Regions from separate parts of the Homo sapiens genome. Here region 1 is linked to region 2. Evidence: chromatin loops called from intact Hi-C (ENCODE). Cell type or tissue: heart left ventricle. All regions are shown on one strand. Links, peaks and the distances in the headings refer to the core of each region. The heading gives the core; the rest is flanking DNA.

Region 1 (10,558 bases), core at 1,038-9,037, 220 kb after region 2:
ATGTCGCAGAAGTGTCTCCCTCCACTGCCTGGGATGAGGGGGGTGTGAGAAAACCGATGGTAGCCAGGACCCTACAGAGTGCTTCTCACCCACTGCATCAATGGAACCTTTCCTTCCATGGCCAAGGAATTCAACCTGGTCTGAACTGGGGGAAGGATGGGAAAGTTATAAGGATTAGAGGGGCCCACTTGCACTAAGCAAGGGGTTCTTCCCCCAGCATTCCCCACTTTTTGCCTCTTTAACTGTTTTTCTCTTTTTTTCTTTTCTAAGTGAGAATCCCCACCGCTCTGTTTCTAATAGGGAAGTTAACAGAGGAGTGACCCCTGCTGGCTGATAATTGCAAATTCAGCAGGGCTTATTTGAGGCACTAAATGGATATAAACAGCCTCTGAAATGCTTTTTCAGTCCCAAACTCAATTCCAAGCTTCAGGCTGAGGCCCTAGAAAGAGAAAGCAGGTCTGAGGAATTCAAAGCCAGGCAACAGGCACAATGTAAATGGACAGGACCAATTCCTGCTGACTGAACCCCATCCCACAGAAGGAGGCCATGCCTCATGGGATAAAAAGGCCCAGGGAACTCAAAGTTTTTCAACAGCAGGGAGAAAAGGAAACATAGGTGAGGGCAGTTAATTCCTAATCTCCAGGTTCTCCCTGCTTCATGGGTACATACCGCATTTGTACCTGTGGCCGGCACCTGCCAAGGTTGCCAGGGCGCAGGGGTAAGAGGTGGAAAGTGAAGTGAAGATGCTTGCTTTCCCTCCCCATCACACCCTGAGCTTTTTGCCAAAAGAAGGAAGGGAAATGAGGAACACCTCTATTCCCTGTCTTTCAGAATGGGCAGCCAGTTCTCCTCACCACCCCCAGCTTGTACTCCCCTTGAGTGTATCCTGAACCATTGGGACTGTTTTGACCCTCAGAATCCAGAGGAAAAGCATCTCATAGCCCTCCGCACATAGGTTTGGCCAAATTATGGTTTACAGGAAGGACTGGCTTGGCTTCAGGAAGGGACCATTCATTTCAATACCATCCTGCAATTAGAACTTTTCTCTGGATGTGAGGACACATGGTCTGAGGCCCCAAATGTGCAGGCTTTCTATACCTTGCAAAGCAATCCAGACCTTTGCTGACATGTAGGATTGTTCCAGCCCTCCTGTTTGCTGTCTCGGGGAAGGCTGCCAGGGTCAAGCCCAGGGAATTAAAGACACGAGTCCCAGACGCACCCCCAGCTGACGTGCCAGCTCCCTCAAGCCCTGCTCCTCTGGGTCCACCCCAACCTCCGTATCCAGCTTCAGCCTCTCACCTGGCCCCTCCTAGAAATCTTCATCCCAAACAAGCCCAGTCTCACTCTTGCCCCTCCTACAGATGCCCAGTGAATTTGGGCCCAGTAAGGTCCAAGTCCTCTTTTCCCTACAAGACTTAAAGCAAATTAAGGGAGATCTGGGCAAGTGTTCAGATGACCCTGATAGATATATAGAAGCTTTCCAGAATTTCACCCTAACATTTGAACTCTCCTGGAGAGACGTTATGTTACTTTTGAGTCAGAACCTGATAGACACTGAGAAGCAGGCTGCTCTGCCAGCAGCAGAGAGATTTGGGGATGAGCTTTGCATCACCTATAGCATCAGGGAAGGGAGCGAATATTATCCAACTGGAAGAGAAGTAGCACCAGTGAAGGACCCTAAATGGGATCCCAATAATGAGATGGAAGACTGGAAGAGGAGACACTTTCAGGTGTGCATAATAGAGGGCTTACGTAGGTCTAAGACCAAGCCTCTCAATTATACTAAGTTGTCCATAATTAACCAGGGATTTGATGAAAATCCCACTGCCTTCCTGGAGAGGCTAAGAGAGGCCTTGGTAAATCACACCTCTCTATCTCCTAATTCAATCGAGGGACAGATAATCCTAAAGGATAAAATTATTACTCAGGCAGCTCCTGACATCAGGAGGAGGTTGCAGAAATGGGACTTGGGACCAGATAGTACATTAGAGGACCTCCTGAAAGTAGCCACCTCGATCTTTTATTATAGAGACCCCTGGGAGGAATCTGACTGCCGTTTTCCCCCAAAACAATGCCCCCTTTCAGCAGGAAGCAGCTAAGACTGGTCATCATCCATATTCTAATGGCAGTTAGATGTACCTCTTCAGAGGGGGCAAATGACATGAAAGTGAAGTGCTGGGATGGGAAGGGCATGATCCCTTTGAATGATATAGAAAAGGTGAAGGGAAGTGTTGGATACAGGAGGCTGTGGTCCCTGGCTAAAAGCTCCACACCTGGGCTTGTCCCCACGGACCTAGATGACAACAGGCATTTTTGTTTTCCTGACCGAATGTTGTCTTTCCCAAGATCATCCTGGCCTGCTAAGACCCATCCTGTGCTTATAAAAACCCCAAGACCCTAGCAGTCAGACACACAGGAGGCTTGACGTCGAGAGGAGCACATCAGCGGAGGAACACACAGGCGGCTGGACATGAAGAGGAACATGACAACAGGCACCAGCACACCAGCAGGGCACCGACTTATAGAACGATGTGGATTTTGCCTGGGGCAGTCAGAGGAGAGCCAGGGCTGCTGAACGGCCCCAATCCAGGGAGAAACCAATCTCCTTTCTGGCTCCCCCATCTGCTGAGAGCTACTTCCACTCAATAAAACCTTGCACTCATTCTCCACGTCCACGTGTGACCTGATTCTTCTGGAATGCCAAGGCAAGAACCCTAGGATACAGAAAGCCCTCTGTCCTTGTGATAAGGAATGTGTCTAATTGAGCTAGTTACCACAAGTTGCCTATAAATGGCAAAACTAAAAGACCACACGACCACTGGGGCTTCAGGAACTGTAAACATCCACCCCTACACACTGCCAGTATGAGAAAAATTTGCTGATATGTTTTCTGCTGACCTGATGACAATGTTCCTATGGTCACACTAACCACTGCTGGGTAATTTTCATCATGACTCTCGTTTTCATCTGCTGAAACCAGCCTCCCCAAGAAAGACAACTATTTTCAAACTGAGGAAATAAAGTGTTACTAAACCACAGTGTTCTCTCATGGCTGTTCCTGGAGTTCTTCAAAACACTTGATATTATAAAATAGAATTATTACAGATCACTGTATGTTATGGATTTAGTCAAAATGATAATTTAAAATATGGTTTAAAATAAAAAACTTTATTTTCCAAAGAAGATAGTTTTTTAAACAAGAATATCCAATAAAGACAGTATGAGGTCAGCTGACTTTAGTGTTGGTGTATGTGTATGTGTGTGTGTGTTTATAGTTTAAAAGGTAAACAAAAATGCTTTATTATTTAATATTACGCAAAACTTTTGTTTAAAGGAGAAAATCAAATTTTATTTTTGTTGAAGTTAATTTTTAATAAAATTTTACGTAAAATCTATGGAATTTTAATCAGTTTGACTCTAAGGTAAGATTTTTATAAAGTTTGCATAACATTTATAGTTCTTTTAAAGAATAGATTAATATTCTAAGAAAACCCTGCTATTCTGATACATGAACCCAAATTAAGGCCTTGTATCAGAGTGTTTTTAATGAATGTTTAATTTCTTTAAAAACAAAATAATTCCTTAAATTTTAACCAATGCTTTTTTTTGTAAAATTTTTATAGAACTAATTTTTACAAATCTTTTACAACTTATTTAAACCTTGAGTCTTGTCTTGTTATTTTTTATTTTTGAATTTAACATAACTTTTTAGAACTGCAAAACTAGACAAAATTACTGTTTTTTATAAAAACTATATGTTCATGTCTTTTTATAACTTTTTATTAAAAATACATTCTACTTTTTCATATACTTTGTATGAGAAATAGTTTTAGTTACATATATTCATTATAATGTTAACTCCAAGCAACTCCTTTTAATAATAAACTTAGGATGTATGCAATTTTGATAGGTAGCAGTTGCAAAGCCTACTGCAAGGGTCAGAGCTGTAGAAAATGTCTCTTTCCAGCACAGAGAGGGGGCATGGTGCCCTTCATTTGTCCCCAGGCTTTAGCTAGAACTTAAAGCTCTAAAACAGACATGTAATTCAATTATTTAAAAGATTACAGGAGTTGTTTATGACCTGAAAATATTTACTAAGGGCAGTATTTGACCTGTATAATTTAAACCAAATGTCTAAATTCTGAAGATGTTCTAATTTTACTTTACTAATAATTTTAAAGCATGCTTTATTTTTTAAAGATTTTTAAAGTCAGGTGAATTAAAAGGGATTTGAGTTAAAGTTTTTGTATTTTCTGAGAAAATATTTAGGTGTTTAGTTTTCTAAGCCGATTAATGAGGGTTTCATCATATATTTTGGTAGTGAAACATTATGTACACATGAGACATCTAAATATACAGACACACAGACAGAAGCAGATTTTATAGATTTATAACTTTTTAATTGTTTTTTAAAATATTTTCCATGATTTAAAAAAAAATTATTATTATTTGTTATTTGCCTAGTCAGGCTATTTGAGGGCCGAAAGTAGTCAAGATCTATTTGTCCAATAGAGGGCGCCCCTCCACGCCGCTGGCTTTTTAGGGAGTCCGTCGATGGAAGACCTGTAATAAAAATAAGGTTGATGGTTAGGGCTGCTGAGGTGATGAGCCCTAGATTTCTTCTAGTTCAGGAGTCTAAGTCACTCCGCTCATGCAGCTAAGTCATTCCCCAGCCCAGATCCCCACATAGCATCATTCTCCCCCTGTCCCGCACCCAGACTCACATCACCTTCTTCCTCGTCTGGACTCAAATCTCTCTCTCTGCTCCCCGCTCCATAAGGACACTTGGGATTCCATTAGGGTCTAGCCAGATAAACCAGAAGAACCTCCCAACATTAAGATATTTAACTTCCTCACCTTTTCAAAAACGCTTTTGCCATAGAAAGTCACTTTCACCGGTTACAGGCGGTAGTTCTTGGTTACAGGAACTTGAAAATGTTCCCTCTTCATATTTACCAGCTTTTGTAAAAAGCATGTTTTCTGTCCTGTGTACTTGAGCATGCTAAAGTCTTGTCCCCTTAGTGATTCCACCTTCTGTTGCCCAAGCACTAGGGGAGGGTCCTGCTGCCTCTTTTCACCTCTGACATTTGCACTCTTACCCAACATGGCTACTGATCCGTTGAAAAGGCCGTGAATTTAAATTTAAAATGGTGCCATTTACCACCTCCCTAGTTCATTGGCCAGGACACTTCCTATCGGGTTAACTTATGACCCAAGTGACTTCTAAAGGGGTGGCTCACCGTGAGGGAGGCACAGCAGAACTTGGACTGAGTCCTGCAGGACTCAAGTATTACTTTTTCCCTTTCATTTGTTTTAAATTTCATTGACTTCTTTGGATCAAATAGCTTACATTGTATTGCTGTTTTTTTTTTCTTTACCATTTTGTTGGTGAGGTTTTGGTGTTGTTGCTTTTTTTCTTTCTTTCTTTCTTTTTTTTTTTTTTTTAGAAAAAGGGTTAACTTCTATTGCCCTGGCTGGAATGTAGTGGTGCAATCACAGTTCACTGCAGCCCCCAACTCGTAGGCTTAAGCAATCCTCCTGTCTCAGCCTCCTGAGTAGCTGGGACTCTAGACGTTTGCTACCGTGCCTAACTTTTTAGAAAATTATTTTAAAAAAATATTTTAATCCTTTAGAAAAAAATGTGTTTTCCATAGATTCCCTGTTTTTAAATATAAAGTTTATTGCCATTGAAATTTTAAGAGATATTGTGGCACACTGTCTTATGTATGAGATAACAAAATTCCCACCAGAGCAATTAATAACAACGGAAAAGGCAATGACGATGTTTAACTCGACAATTAAATTCCGAATTAAGCACATGCTGATGTCTATACTAAAAGAAAATTCATTTTTATGCAATTAGTTGTACGTGAAATGTGTCAAAGAAATACATAATCTATGAAATAAATGATGCATTATCAGCCAGAACAAGTAAATTTGGTTTGATATCTATGTATACACCCAGTACAATTTCTGCACTACAGTTAGAAAAACTTAAAATACAATATAACCTATTTATTGTAAAAGGATGATGAAACATGAAATATGAACAGCACAAATATGTACAAGTATCACTTCTCAATGGAAAAAATTACGTATAAAAAAACCAGCAGAGTTTGTGGTTGAAATATGAACAGCATGAATATGTACAACTATCACTTCTCGATGGAAAAAATTATGTATAAAAAACAACAGCAGAGTTTGTGGATGCATTGATAATGGTAAATCCTGTATGTTATGGTAAACATCTTCATGAAAACACATTTACAAACATTTTCTCTGCTGAATGGATGATCATGAAAAGGAATTTGTTATCATCACATTTGCTGGACTGAGCATAATGAAAAGGAATATACTACGATCTGGATTGTTGAACTTCCATCCAGAGAAGAAATTTACTATTGTGCTACAAGCTGCAGTAACAATCTCCTTGTGATCTCAGCAAGGCCTGCAGGGCAATTTACATCAGGACTCCTCTTTTCCTCTCCAGAACTTCACTTACCTGAGAAAGAGTGTCTTTTGATAAATAAAATATTATTAAATGAGTGTGGTCTTATGACTGTTTCCAGGGTGATTTGCAATGCATGTTGGGGTGAGTCTCTGGGGTGTGTGCTGAGGAGGGGTGGCTTTTAATCTTGAGAGAATGTATGAAAGGGAAAGAAGGTCTCCACAGCATCTGAGGGGCTAAGGACCATGACCCTGCCTGGATTTAAGAAATGGGAAGGTTTCAGAGGGTGAAATTAGGTGTTGAGTCTTGGGGGGTGTTTGAGAAGCTCCTGCCTCAGGAGTGGAAGCTCTGGGGGAAGTAAAGACAATCCTGGGTGCCTCAATGGGGCATTTCCTAATTTCAGAGAAATCAAACCAAAAACAGTGAGGAAATGGACTCCTTGAAGACTGTGGTCCATGAATATATGTAGGGAAAGGAAAGAGAGATCAGACTGTCACTGTGTCCATGTAGAAAGGAAAGACATAAGAGACTCCATTTTGAAAAAGACCTGTACTTTGAACAATGGCTTTGCTGAGATGTTGTTAATTTGTAGCTTTGCCCCAGCCACTTTGACCCAGCCACTTTGACCCAACTTGGAGCTCACAAAAACATGTGTTGTATGAAATCAAGGTTTAAGGGACCTAGGGCTGTGCAGGATGTGCCTTGTTAACAAAATATTTACAAGCAGTATACTTGGTAAAGGTCATTGCCATTCTCTAGTCTCAATAAACCAGGGGCACAATACACTGTGGAAAGCCGCAGGGACCTCTGCCCTTGAAAGCGGGGTATTGTCCAAGGTTTCTCCCCATGTGATAGTCTGAAATATGGCCTCATGGGATGAGAAGGACCTGACTGTCCCCCAGCCCAACACCCATAAAGGGTCTGTGCTGAGGTGGATTAGTAAAAGAGGAAAGCCTCTTGCAGTCGAGATGGAGGAAGGCCACTGTCTCCTGCTTGCCCCTCAGAACTGAATGTCTCGGTGTAAAACCCAATTGTACATTTGTTCAACTCTGAGATAGGAGAAAAGCTGCCCTGTGGCGGGAGGTGAGACATGTTTGCAGTAATACTGCCTTGTTATTCTTTACTCCACTGAGATGTTTGGGTGGAGAGAAACATAAATCTGGCCTGAGTGCACGTCCAGGCATAGTACTTTCCCTTGAACTTAATTATGATATAGATTCTTTTGCTCACATGTTTTTCATTGACCTTCTCCTTATTATCACCCTGCTCTCCTACTACATTCCTTTTTGCTGAAATAATGAAAATAATAATCAATAAAAACTGAGGAAACTCAGAGGCCGGTGCCGGTGCAGGCCCTTGGTGTGCTGAGTGCTGGTCCCCTGGACCCACTGTTGTTTCTTTATACTTTGTCTCTGTGTCTTATTTCTTTTCTCTGTCTCTCCTCCCACCCAACTAGAAATACCCACAGGTGTGGAGAGGCAGGCCACCCCTTCAAATATATAGGACCCAGAACCAGTCCATTGGGGAGGAAGCTTTCAAGGGACACATTTTGGCTGGGAAGGAGGACAGTGAAGCTCTCCAGCCAGGGAGGACGCCTGGCAGTCACAGTGATCTCGGAGGGGCCCTGCACACTTCCACCACTTCCGGTTCCTCGATTCCTCTCCACCACACCCATTTTCTGAGTTCTCCTGGGCACCAGGCACTGGAAGCCGTTCCTGCTCTCATTCCTCACCCCCCTTTTCTTCATTCTTCAGGGCACGACATTCTCCAACATGTTCACATCCCTCAATTTTCCTTCCCCACCTGTCTGGAGTCTGAAGCTCCAGGCACTGCAAGGATGTGAGTTGGGGACCTGTTTGTTCTCCCCGTTTTACTGGATCTTTCAGGGTCTCCATTGTCCAACTTACTAGGAGCCCTGAATGCTTGCCGACTCTACCCCATCTGCTCCATTCTGTGGGCTGTGTCCTCTCTCAAACCTCCCAGGTCTTTCAGGCCCAGGCCCCCTCCTCCACTTGCTTGTGCCCAGGCTCCTACCCAGCCTCTGCTAGGATCCAGTATTGTCAACAATAAATAGATCTCCTTGGAATCAGGGTAACTGGCAAGCTCGGTTGAAGGACGTATGAGAGGATGGAGGTGGAGAGTTCACTCTCCCAAAGTGCCCCTCACACACACACGCAATGGGGACAATGCCAGAGCCTGACCTTATTTCACAGCAAGCTGCCCAAATCTCACCTTGCTCAGTGCTGGACACTGAAAACACTGACCCTCCCAGTGAAAGCTGCTCTCCTCTGTTCTTAGTCCCCACGCCAGGCCACTCTGCATTCTGTACCCTTCCCCCAGGCTGGTGTCCCAGACCGTACTTTACCCAGAGAGCCCTGCCCTCAAACTCACTTCCTCTCCGGACAGGCTTTCTGCCTTAAGCTGCGCTTCTTCCTCGGTGGTAGCAGGAGGCCTTCCTCTCCCTCCTCCCTCTATGATTTCTTGCACCTAAATGAATCTAACCTTGCTCTCACCTTTGTCCCTTGTGCCCTAACTTCTGTTGACACCTTCATCTGGTGCCCCTGACATAACCCTGGGGCTCCTGAGCCCTGGGACATTTGTATCTAGACAACCACGAGCCTAACACCCTAAACAGACACAGGCATAGACACACACACACACACACACACACACACACCCAGCACCAAAGCTGCTCCTACCCCAGTCACACTGGAATTAGATGAAAACCCCAGGCTTTGGACTCCTTGGCTGTGAGGGTCTTCCTGGAAAGAGCCAGGTCCAGCTGCATTTTCTCATACCCTGAAATCGCACCACTACACCCCAGCCTGAGCAACAGAGCCAGACTCCATCATTTAAAAAAAAAAAAAAAGTACCCAAAAGAGTTCCAGAATAAGATAAAAATGGTTTACATACAATCTCGCTATCTGGGAATATAAAGTGCAGTTACTAAAAGCAGGGAATCTCTTTCCTGAAACTATTTCTAACTCTGTGAGGAGCTGCTAGATTCTACAGTGCCTGACAGACAGCTCTCAAGGGCCGTTTGGCTTGTGAATGGCATTTCCAAGGCAAACATCTTGTTTGAAAGCTGCTGCTCTGGTTAAAGAAGGGTCATGAAAGTCTTTTTTTTTTTCCAGTTATTTGGGTGAAGTATGTTTTTGCGAGCAAATTTACCTTTCCCTCTGCGTTCTCCACATTTTGGGTTGTGATTTTATGACAATATAGTTTGTATATTCAACTTATACATATTTATAGTGTTCAGTAAGAGCCTTTTAAAATAAAACAATTGAACACATTGGTTATTTTCACAAGACTCTAACCAAAATAGTATATTTTTAGGTAAAAACCCAGGAAAATTAACTCAAAAGTAGCCTATATGGCCGATGAATTCTTGCTGCATTTTATGCAAATTATCAGGCCAAGTGTAATAAGCCTAAAATTGATTTTGCACACAAATTGGTCTTACTGTAATTTCTCTTTAATAGGAAAAATAGGGGGCTACAGACCAACCAGGATCTTCATGAGGACCAGTGAGCACAGGAGTAGGAAAGGGGTCACTAGCATCACTGAGATGCAGGTGGTGGCCATTCCTCATAGAAAACGAGATTTTTGGGGAACCTCCCATAGTGCTGAGCTCCATAGTGCCCACGGGGATGACAGAATCTGAGAATGGCTGGGACCAGGACTTTTGTCATCAAAAGCCAGCTGGAGGGTATAGGCAGTAAAATTGGAATGCAGCAAAGGGAGGCTGACCTGCAAAGCACTAGGAGGGATCTCATAAAACCTGTTACCCTTAGAGGCAAGACAGGTGGAAAAAGAGTAAGTATGTCACTTAGTAGACATAATCAAGAGGAGCAGAAAGCCAAGGTCAGCTGTCCGCCATAGAATGTCATGATCCCTTGCTCAGTGAAGACCTGAGACAGTCCTCACACCACTATATGTTTTTCTTTTTATAACCTTTATTAAAATACAGTTTATTTTTTCATTTACTTGGCACATTTGTATAATTGTGAAATTGTTTTCTTAGTAGTTTTAGTTACATATACTCAGTATAATGTTAGCTTTTAGGAACCCCTCTTTAGTAAAAATAAAACAAAAACGTAAGCAATTTTA
Region 2 (10,558 bases), core at 1,555-9,554:
AGCCTTCTGAACAAGACACACGGTGAAAACCATGAAGGAAAAAAAAGATAGCTTTTTGACCATGACATAATTAAAAGCATCCTTGTGACCACAACACCAGAACCAAAGTTAAAAGATGAGAGTGAATGAAGCAGAGTGAGTTAAGTTGCCGTTAGGGAGAAGGCACAAGTTATAGAGAGGTTCACAGAGAAAGAGAGAGAGGCTGGGCATGATGGCTTATGCCTGTAATCCCAGCACTTTGGGAGGTCAAGGTGGGTAGATTACTTGAGCTCATGAGTTCAAGACCAGCCTGGGCAACATGGCGAAATGCTGTCTCTACAAAAAATACAAAAATTAGCTGGGTGTGGTGGCGCCCTAGCTACTCAGAAGGCTGAGGTGGGAGAATTGCTTGAGCCTGGGAGGTGGAAGTTGTGTGAGCTGAGATCCCACCACTAAGCTCTAGCCTGGGCGATAAAGCCAGATCTTGTCTCAAAAAAAAAAAAAAAAAACACAGATGTGGAAATGAGGATGAAAACAGAAGGAAGATGGGCCGGGCACAGTCACTCAAGCCGGTGATCCCAGCACTTTGGGAGGGCGAGGTGGGGGTGGACCTGAGGTCAGGAGTTCCAGAGCAGCCTGGCCAACATGGTGAAACCCCATCTCTACTAAAAATACAAAAAAATTAGCCACATGTGGTGGCAGGCAACTGTAATCTCAGTTACTTGGGAGGCTGAGGGAGGAGAATTACATGAATCTGGGAGGTGGAGGTTGCCAAAAAAAAAAAAAAAAGAAGAAAGATGAATGAGGTGGGGGTAGGTGACAGAAACTGAAAAAAGCAGGAAAGATAGAAAGATGGAGATAAAGGAAGAGATGGAGAGAGATCCAGAGCCGGGGTGGGTGATAATCCAAGTTGGGGAGAAGGAGGGATAGAAACTGAATCTGCTAGAGGCTGGGCACAGTGGCTCAGACCTGTAATCCCAGCACTTTGGGAGGCCGAGGCAGGCAAATCACTTGAGATAAGGAGTTCAAGACCAGCCTGGCCAACATGGTGAAACCCCGGCTCTACTAAAAATACAAAAAAAATTAGCCAGGCACTGTGGCAGGTGCCTATAATCCCAGCTACTCAGGAGGCTGAGGCAGGAGAATCACTTGAACCCGGGAGGCGGAGGTTGCAGTTAGAGTTAATCGAGATCACACCACTACACTCCAGCCTGGGCAACAGAGCGAGACTCCATCTCAAAAAACTGAGTCTGCTAGAGGATGCCACAAACAGCTGGGGGTAAGATTGCTGGCAGGAGTGGGGAAGCTGAGCAGGACAGGGACAGTCACAGCCTATGGTGCTGCAGAGGCCAGGAGTCCGAGCAGTTTCTTTGCCCTGGACTCTGAAGACACGGCTAGGACCAGTGGAGGGGAGGGACCAGGGCAGGTTTAACTGTTATTTGAGGGACAGAGTCACTCGTGCAGAAACAGGCAGCCAGGGGTGATGCAGGGAACTCAAGTTTTGGGGTAGTGGGGAAGCCAGGCCCACCTGAGGGGTTGCTGCATAGAGGAGCACTCGAGAGAGGATGGATCTAGGGCCTTCCACCACCAGGAGGCTTTCCCAGGGATACACGGGCAGATGCCCCACCTGACCTGATCCCTTGCACACACATGCCAAATCCACGTGGATGTACACACATACACGCCCCACAGTGAAGGCGTGTCCACTGCCAGCCAGACTAGGGCCCCACAAACAGGCACACAACCTAGAGACACACAACTTCTGCTGCATTGTCCTGCATGCTGACACCCAGACAGACAGGTGTCTGTGGGCATATGCTGGGCCTCACAGGACATGTGTGTGTACATAGGCCATGTACACGTCCATGGGCAGGAGCTTGTGCATCGTGCCTGGACACAGTTGTACACGAGCTCCAGACCGTCAGAGCCTCAGAGGCCAGGATGTAGCCAGGTCTGCCCATGCACACACATGCTTGGATGCATGAATACATGAATACACAGGAAGATAGAGGCCGGGCCACATACACACACTCAGGTGCCTGCACGAGTAATCACATGCACATGACCTCAGGTGCCTGCATGAGTGCTTGCGCACACAGCTTCAGGCACCTGCATGAGTATTCACGTGCATGCCTCAGGCGCCTGCATTATTCACACGCACGCCTCAGGCGCCTGCATGAGTACTCACGCGCACCTCAGGTGCCTGCATGTTTTCCTGTGTTTTTGAATGTGTGCATACACACACTTGGACTGTGTATGCACATCATCCCACAAGCATGATCACACACATACCCACATGGACACTATCTGCTCAGTCGCTCACCCCATGCCCACCCTGTCTCTCCTCTGTGCAGGGGGCGAGTACTTCAGTGATGAGCAGATGCGGTTCCGGGCCCCCCTGCTATATGAGCAGTACATCGGGCAGTATCTCACCCAGGAGGAGCTCAGTGCCCGCACCCCAACCCACCAGCCCCCCAAGCCCGGGTCCCCCGGGAGACCTGCTTGCCCGCTCTCCAACTTGCTGCTCCAGTCCTACGAGGAGCGGGAGCTACAGCAGCGTCTGCTCCAACAGCAGGAGGAGGAGGAGGCCTGCTTGGAGGAAGAGGAAGAGGAGGAGGACAGTGACGAGGAAGGTGAGGGCCAGTAGCAGGAAGACCCCAGATTCCAGACACCCCAGCCCTAGGCCTGTCTGTCTCCACTTCATGGCAGCAGGCTGGGCCCCCAACCTGCAAAAGCCGACATTGCGTCCCTCCCCTGCCCAGCCTGACTCTCTGTGTATGCCCTTCCAACCGCTGCAGCATCCCCATCCCCCACTCTGAGGCACCAAATGAACCCTCGCCTCCAGGTCTGGACAGGCTGTTCCCTCCGCCAGGAATGCCTCTCCTCCCACCCTTCAGGTCTCAGATCCTGACCCGAGGATACAGTCTCCAGAGCACTATATGGTCATGTGTTTTATGCGTGTCCCTGGAGGGCAGGGACCAGGGCCATCTCTGTCACTAGTGTGTTCCCAGAGCCACCCAGCGCAAGGCTGGGCACAGGAGCAGCAGCTCTCTGTGGACTCTGTGCTCAGTGCCTGCCCGAGTGCACCCGCATTCACACCCCCTCTCCTCTCCCTCTGCAGACCAGAGGTCAGGCAAGGACTCGGAGGCCTGGGTTCCCGACTCGGAGGAGAGGCTGATCCTGCGAGAGGAGTTCACCAGCCGCATGCACCAGCGCTTCCTAGATGGCAAGGACGGGGACTTTGACTACAGGTGCTCCTGTGCCTCCACCTCCCCATCCCCCAGCCCAGCATCCCACGGCCTTTGGTCACATGCAGAGCCCTTAACAAGCTGTGGGGGTCTCCCTTTGTGGAGCTACAAGGCCCCAAAACAGTTCCAGGATGTGGGGTTGAACAGCCAAAGGAAGAGGCTGGGTGACCTCGGACTAGCCTTGTCCATCTCAGACCCTCAGTCTCCTCACCTCTAAGGCAGGGGATGGACAGGGATGACATATAGCTCAGTATCAATGAAACCCTGAAACACTTCCCTCCTGGCAATGGCAGAGGCTACTACCCCAAGCCCCCCAAGTCTCCCTAGGAAGCCCAACCTCTTCCGCTTCACCTTGGACCTCCTCATGCTGCAGGAAGTAACCCCTGGCAAAGTTCATGCCCGGCATGGAGGGGCCTGCACTGGCTGCCCCCACAGTTACAGTTGTTCATTTCTCCAGTAGCACCCCAGGGCTGAGACACGTGGGCCACCTGCTTTGGAAAAGGACCCAGGAGAGTGATGTGTCAGTCAAAGATTGGTTTTGTCATTTAAGGTAGCTTTGCCTTGTGGTCCCAAACACTGGGCCCAGCAGCAGAGGACCCTCCTTGGTTTCACATCCAGCCCCGATGACATGTGAAATGTGTGACCACACATAAGCGGACCCTACGTCCGTCCTGAGGTGGGCTCATCAGGAAAGTGGGAATTGTGATTGCCCCTGCCGTGGGGCCCAGCCATGGTCACCAGAGCCTCCTCCCATTCTGGGATCCCTGGCTCTTGAATGGAATCTGGCTGCTCCACTTCCAGCCAGGCAGGCCTGCTCAGAGCCCCAGTTCCTGCACGCAAAGTGGTGAGCAGAGGGCCTGGACCATGGGGACCCTCATTCAGCAGGCATCACTGCTGTTCCCAAGCCAGGGCCCAGGAGGAAATTGGGGGTGGCAGGGACCACAGTGTGTTGCCTCGGGAGGGCAGCAGTGGCCCCGACGTGTCCCCCATCCGTGCATTCAGTTGGCATGTGCTGAGCATCTGTGATGTCCACAGGCTCTGGGGATAAGGCGGGGACCAAAACCAACGAAAGGCTTCCCTGCCTGAAAAGGGGTCCCACTCTAGTGAGGAAGATCTAGAATTTTCTAGCACTTCATGGTGATGGGGCCATGAGGAAAAGTGAAGCAGTGGGAGGGGAGTGACAGGGTGGCTAGGGAAGGCCTCTCTGAGGGGCTGACAGCAAAGGCCTGCAGGAAGTGGGAGGAGCATTCCTGGCAGAGGCCATAGTAGGTGCCAGAGCCCCCAGCAGCACCAAGGGGCAGAAGGGGCTGGAGCAGTCGCAAGGGGTCGCAAGGGGGTAGGAGATCTCTGAGTGGCCAAATCAAGCTAGGCTTGGCAACCCAAGTGCGTGCTGCTGGGTTTACTTGCTGCCTTAGGGCATGGGCAGCTGTCCTGCCTGTGGTCAGCTCTGGCTAATCCCGGCCTCTATCCACTGGAGGGCAGTAGCAAGCCCCCAGTGATGACGTCAAAATGTCAAAATGCCGTGGGGGCAAAATTACCCCCAAGTGGTTCTTTGTTGAGAGCCACTGCCTGCTTGAGAATGTAAGCCCATGTGTCGCCACATTTTACAGCTTTTTAAGAAAAACTAGAGCTTTGGGGTTTTTTTTAGACAGGGTCTCCTTTGTCACCCAGGCTGGAATGTGGTGGTTTGATCATAGCTCACCGCAGCCTTGACCTCCTGGCCTGAAGTGAGCCTCCCGCCTCAGCCAACTGAGTAAGCTGGGACTACAGGTGCTCACCACCACGCCTGGCTACTTTTTCAATTTTTTTGTAGAGACAGGGTCTCCCTTTGTTGCCCAGGGCTCCAACTGCTGGGCTCAAGCCATCTTCCTGCCTTGGCCTCCCATAGTGCTGGGATTGCAGGCATGAGCCACCATGCCCAGCCCAGAGTTTTTGTGCAAACTCTGATTTGGAAAATGTTCCCTTGAGTTTTAAACCCTGAGAGTTTTAAACACTATCTCCCTTGGGAGGGTCAGCTCTGACGGCTGCCAGCACATGGCCTTTGACATCAGGGTGCCCCAGGCCTTTGACCTGGGCATCCGAGGGTCCCAGGGAGACCCAGTCCTTGACAGCCTCCTCCTCCTGCAGCACAGTAGACGACAACCCCGACTTCGACAACCTCGACATCGTGGCACGGGATGAGGAGGAGAGGTACTTTGATGAGGAAGAACCTGAGGATGCGCCCAGCCCAGAGCTGGATGGGGACTGATGGCCGCCACCCTTCCCACCGCCTGCCCCATCCCCATCCCCAACAAGGCAGCTGATTCCAGGCCTGCTCAGTGACCCTTTCTCTAGGGGGACATCAGGGCAGTGCCCCACAACCCACACACACCACCATCTCACTGGGTCTAGTCTCATCTCAGACAACCCCCACCCCCACTGTTTCTGGGGTTCCCTTTCTCATCTCTCCCACCCTGTCTCCTGCCTCTGTCTTTCTTGGTGTCTGTCTGGGCTTCTTTCTGTCTCTTTCTGTCTTTCTGTCTCTCTCCCTACCCCCGCTCCCTCTTTCCAGTGCTCTGGCTGGCTGTCTCTCCCTTTCTCCCCCTCTCTCTCTGCCTTAGGCTCTGTCTCCACCGCAGGGCCCAAGGTGAAAGTCCTCCCCTTGCCGGAGGCCAGCTGGCAGGGCCTTTCGTGGCTGGAAGTGGCCAGTTTGGTTCCGGTGCTGACCCCTAGGCCCCAGCGCAGCTGCCTCCCGTGCTGTCTGTCTCCCCCTCTCTGTTTATGTCTGCGCTGTGTCTCACACTCAGAGCCTCCTTGCTTCTGTTAGGTTCCCATCTCTCCTTCTGCCTCACTCTGGGCCTCTTCTTTCTACTTGTACATTTCCACCTCTCTAGGCCTCTGCTCTCACTGTCCCTCTCTGTCTGTCTCTCAGCCTTTATCTCTGGGTTTTGATCCCCCACTCCAGGCTCTGGGCCCCTTCTTCCCCCTTCCCTCAAACCTGGCTGCTATAGGCAGCAGAACCCTGACCACTGAGTAATACAGCCCCAGGGGAGGGAGGAGACCCCAGGCAGGGAGGATGGGGGCAGCTCTCTTCTCTCCCCAGGACCCAGGCTGTGGATCACGGGGCCTGCCAGCTTGAGTGTAGAGGGAGGGGGGACTCTACCCTTCTCAGCCCCACCAGCCCCCCTCTGCCCAACCACAATTTTCCCTTCCTCCGCCTTCCTCTCCCTCTCCTGTTTACACTCCCCAAATGCGCACAGGCTGTTATCATGGGTCCTGAGTCATCCCACACACAGCCTGCCCCAGCGTCCCTGCCCCCAGCTGGCCGCAGGGCCCGCCCCATGGAGCCCCCTGCCGCCCTGGGCTAATGGGAGCCAGATGGCCGCCTGGTGACTCAGCCACCGGGCCTGTGGGAACCCAGGCGTCCCGCCTTCCCATGCCCCCACACCCGGCTCCTGCTCCCCCAGCAGACACACACAGGAGGGCCTGGCCACTGTTGAGGGGGCACACAGGGCAAGGGTCACCAAGTCGGGGCCTAGGGACTCCTCATGCCTCTGAGATGGAATGGTGGTATCCTGCCGTGGCCAAGCCTGAAGGACCCTCAAAACTGCCTCCTGGAGTCCACGGTTCCTGACCTCCGAGCCTCAGCTATGCCCTCTGGGTCAACCAGAATTAGAGCCAGACAGGGAAAGTGAGAGCTGGATGGAGGCAGACAAGATGCTCAGAGCGACTATTAAAGAACGAAAGCCTCTGCTACGGAGCGCTTCTGTCCTCTGTCAGGCCCGAGCGAAGTGCCTGACACCGGGTTGGATCCTCAGATGGCCCCATGAACTAGTGAAGTGGGTCAAAGGAGGCCTGGAAAGATGTTGCTTCCTCAAGGCCACTCGGCCATCAGAGGCAGAAATGAAACAGGAACCCAGGCCTAGAATCACAAAGGTCCTAGAAACCACTTGGCTGTCTGGCCTCTCAGGTGTCAGGGCCATCCAGAGTGAGACAGCATTGGAGGGACAAGTGTGCATGCAGATGTCCTCAGACGGGAAGGTTTGAGAAGGGTCAGATGGTAGGCGGGCCTAACAAGGGCTCCGTGCTAGCCACTGTCCCGCACACAGACAGGATCAGGTCATCTTGATATGGAGATCAGTCCCCAAATCACTGAATTGTCCCAGCAGTGCTATGCCCTAGGTACTACCAATATCACTCCTCTATTTCCCAGAGGAGGAAGCAGCAGCTAGACTCCAGGACCTTGGGGTCATATCTCTCAGAAAGCCAAGAGTGCAGGATGAGAGCTGTCTGTCTCTTACCTGCCTGTATTTGTGCCCCATTTTTAAAGAGCAGAGGGCCTGGGCCACAGGAAAGGTATCAGCCCTTGGTGATAGGCACATTTTTTACCAGTCTATCATTTGGTCATTAAATTTGTTTACAATATACTTTGCTATACGTAAATTTGTTGTGTAGGTTTTTAAAAAGCGATGAGAGACACAGAAATTGAGTCAGAATTAGGGTTAGTCAGATGGTCAAGACGTGAGCATCTAGCTGACAGACAGAGGTGGAGCCAGTCCCAGGGACAGGGATTAGATGGGGAGACAGGAAGAGAGGTGGAGACAGAGTGGGGTAGGGATGACGGGAGACACACCCCCTGGTCACTGCCTCTGAGACCTGGGGGTGGTGGGCCCCAGGGCGGGTGCCTCCCATCCCCCTCCCAGTTCTCCCGGGGTCGGGGTAGGTGGAAAGGCTGAGTCAGGGAGGGCGGGCCCCGCTGGGAGACAACCCCTAGGTGGGCATCCGGCCCCCACCCCCGTGTCTCCTGTCCGTCCTGGCCCTGGCCTGGCTCGCTGGCCTGGCCGCCACCCCGCCCCCCACGTCTGACACCTCCATGCGTCCTGCCAAAGCAAGCTGCCTCCCTGCACTCTTCCCCCTCCAGCTCCAGTCACTCTGTCCCTCTGTCCCCCGTCCCTTCTCCCTGCTTCTGTGCGTTTCTTTCCAGCCCTCTGCCTTCCTCCCTCACCGCCACTGCTCTGTCTTCTCGTTCTGTCTCCACACCTCTGGCTGTCGGTGTCTCCCCGTGACTTTCCGTCTCCCCTCTCTCTCCTCCCTTGTTTTTCCCATGCCTCTCCCTCCCTCCCTCCCTCCCTCTCCTCCCCACCTTTTCCACTCCGTGTCCCCAGCCATTCTCCATCTCTGTTCTCAGCTCCTGTCACCTCGTTTCCCCATCCCTTTCTCTGCTGGAGTCTCCCTCTGGGGGGCTCTGTCCTCTCCTCACTTTGCCCTTTCCCTCTCGCTGCTGTGTGTCTTGGCCCGCCCCCCGTGCCCCCCATCTCCTCTGTCTCCCACACTCTGGGAAGCCCGGCTGGGATATCCAGGTTGGAGCCTCACTGGCGGCCACTGGAAACCCAGAATGAGGGGTCATCGCCTCTCGCCCACCCAGAAAGGGCGCAGGAGGGGGCAGCAAGGTTGCGGGGCCTGTCTGGCCAGAAGGAAATGTCTGTGCTGTGGCCTGGTCACCCCCGCCCCCAGGACCTGCTGGGCTGCTGCCGCCCCCGGCCGGGGCTGAGGCCGAGTAAACACAGCAAACACAGCCGCCGGCAGCCTGGGATATTTATACCGAGGCTGGGCGTGGGTCCAGTGCCCACCACAGCCCCTGCCCTGCCCTGCCTTGCCTGCTGCCACAGCCAGCTCCGAGCCAGCGTGGCACCAGCCGGCAAGGGGACGCGCCGCAGACACAGCCTGCGCTGGGTATGGAGGCCAACAGGCACTGGCCGCTCATGATGCAGGCGGCTCCATGGACGCACCCTGTCCCCCTCCCCTGAAAACACCAGCACACAATGTGGACCCACACTCGCAGCTGCTCACAAACACACATCCACCCCTGCTGAGAACGCGAAATCCCCTCAACGATGATGCAAAACAGACCCACACAACTCCACACACTGCAGTCACCAGCCTACATGTGGGAACACAGCATGCAGACACCACCTTAGCACCTGCTCACAGCACCCACAGGCTGGGAACACCAGTCCCTGAGATGGACACACAGCCCCGAAGTACAGCCCTCCCTCACACAGACAAACACTGAGAACCACAGGAAGCATGCTGGATGCACACCACGTAGACAAACATGCTCAGAATACCAGCGACACATGCACTGATCACAGTGCAACCCAGAAACAACTCAACTCATCTGCCTCATATGTAAGAAACACACACGGCCGGGCGCGGTGGCTCATGCCTGTGTCTCAGCACTTTGGGAGACCAAGGTGGGTGGATTACAAGGTCAGGAGTTCGAGACCAGCCTGGCCAACATGGTGAAATCCCATCTCTACTAAAAATACAAAAATTAGACGGGTGTGGTGGTGGGTGCCTGTAATCCCATCTACTCGGGAGGCTGAGGCAGGAGAATCGCTTGAGCCTGGGAGGCGGAGCTTGCAGTGAGACAAGATCGCGCCATTGCACTCCAGCCCAGGCGACAGAGCAAGACCCCGTCTTACACATATACACACACACTCACTCCCCTCTCCTGGAGAAACACCATTCCCACAGATGATTAACATATGCAGAAAACACCACATTTCAAGTCAAACTTACACTTAAAAATGCACAAATTTACACTCAGAAGAACAGTGAAGATGTTGAGAAAAATATCAGACACACAATATGCCCCAGATACATGGCCGACTTGCAGAATCAAACAGTGCCAGAGCATAAAACCCACAGAAAATACAACAGCTTGCCCAGCAGAAATACAAAATGCAGACGCACACCCCAGAAATGCAGCGCAGCCACAAACACACGGAGCTAACACGTGCTGGGGACACACATAGACAAGACCATCCATACCAAACAGCACACAGGCCCCCAGAACACCCATGCCAGACGCAGCTCACGCCACAAAGCTTGGAATCACGCACACAATAAGTTCCTGAACACACAAATCCGAATCCACACTGGAACCTCAAATACTCTGCATGTCCAGAGACTAAGGGGGAAGGGGCTTTCTCTCACCCACCAATCTCCCCACTCCCCCTTGCTGACCCGGGTCCCAGGCCCGTCTTGGGGGCGGGGGAGGGGGCAGGAAGGCCTGAGCTGGCCTCCCCCAGCAGCTTCCTGCCCCACGGGGGCTGGACAGGAAGCTGGGGCTCCAGCCGGAACCCAGGCTCCCCCCACGACTTCCCTCTGTGGCCCCGGGCCGCCTGCAGAGGCAGGGGCGGGGCAGGGGGAGGAAGCGGGGAGCCCCAAACCCCCTGCCCTGCCCCTGCGGTCGGCCACAGGCGGGGGCAGACTTGTCCCGACGGGGCTGAGCCACCCATCGGGCCTGGGTGCCAGGGTGGCAGGGCAGGGGCAGTGCGCACGCGGCC

Evidence for each region. A loop is a pair of places that touch in the nucleus more often than their neighbours do. Peaks named below come from ENCODE experiments on the same cell type or tissue, not always from the same donor. Only the 100,000 strongest peaks of a DNase experiment are listed, where the experiment ranks them.
Region 1: a loop joins it to region 2, with 2.1 times the contacts of the local background. A loop is called at or near these places in 3 of 110 quality-filtered maps.

Annotation. Positions count from the first base shown.
Region 1 is chr19:41,537,666-41,548,223 of GRCh38, forward strand. No RefSeq gene overlaps it. Among named protein-coding and RNA genes, the nearest start is that of LINC01480, 7.4 kb to the left of the region's middle. In heart left ventricle, for the core only: a CTCF peak has its summit at 4,507 (motif pointing right); DNase peaks (open chromatin) are centred at 4,536 and 8,114; H3K27ac peaks cover 387 bases; H3K27me3 peaks cover 1,070 bases.
Region 2 is chr19:41,317,241-41,327,798 of GRCh38, forward strand. It overlaps CCDC97 (coiled-coil domain containing 97), which reads left to right. Exons shown (of 5, transcript NM_052848.3): 3 at 2,334-2,612; 4 at 3,101-3,230; 5 at 5,355-7,633. The coding sequence ends at 5,475. Among named protein-coding and RNA genes, the nearest start is that of CCDC97, 12 kb to the left of the region's middle. RefSeq lists enhancers at 2,692-3,429, 5,912-6,681, 7,452-8,221, 8,222-8,991, 9,320-9,459 and 1 more and silencers at 4,484-4,778, 4,864-5,158, 5,327-5,813, 6,574-6,623, 7,861-7,960 and 2 more. In heart left ventricle, for the core only: a CTCF peak has its summit at 4,697 (motif pointing right); DNase peaks (open chromatin) are centred at 5,891, 6,551, 8,001, 8,740 and 1 weaker place; H3K4me3 peaks cover 1,597 bases; H3K27ac peaks cover 5,227 bases.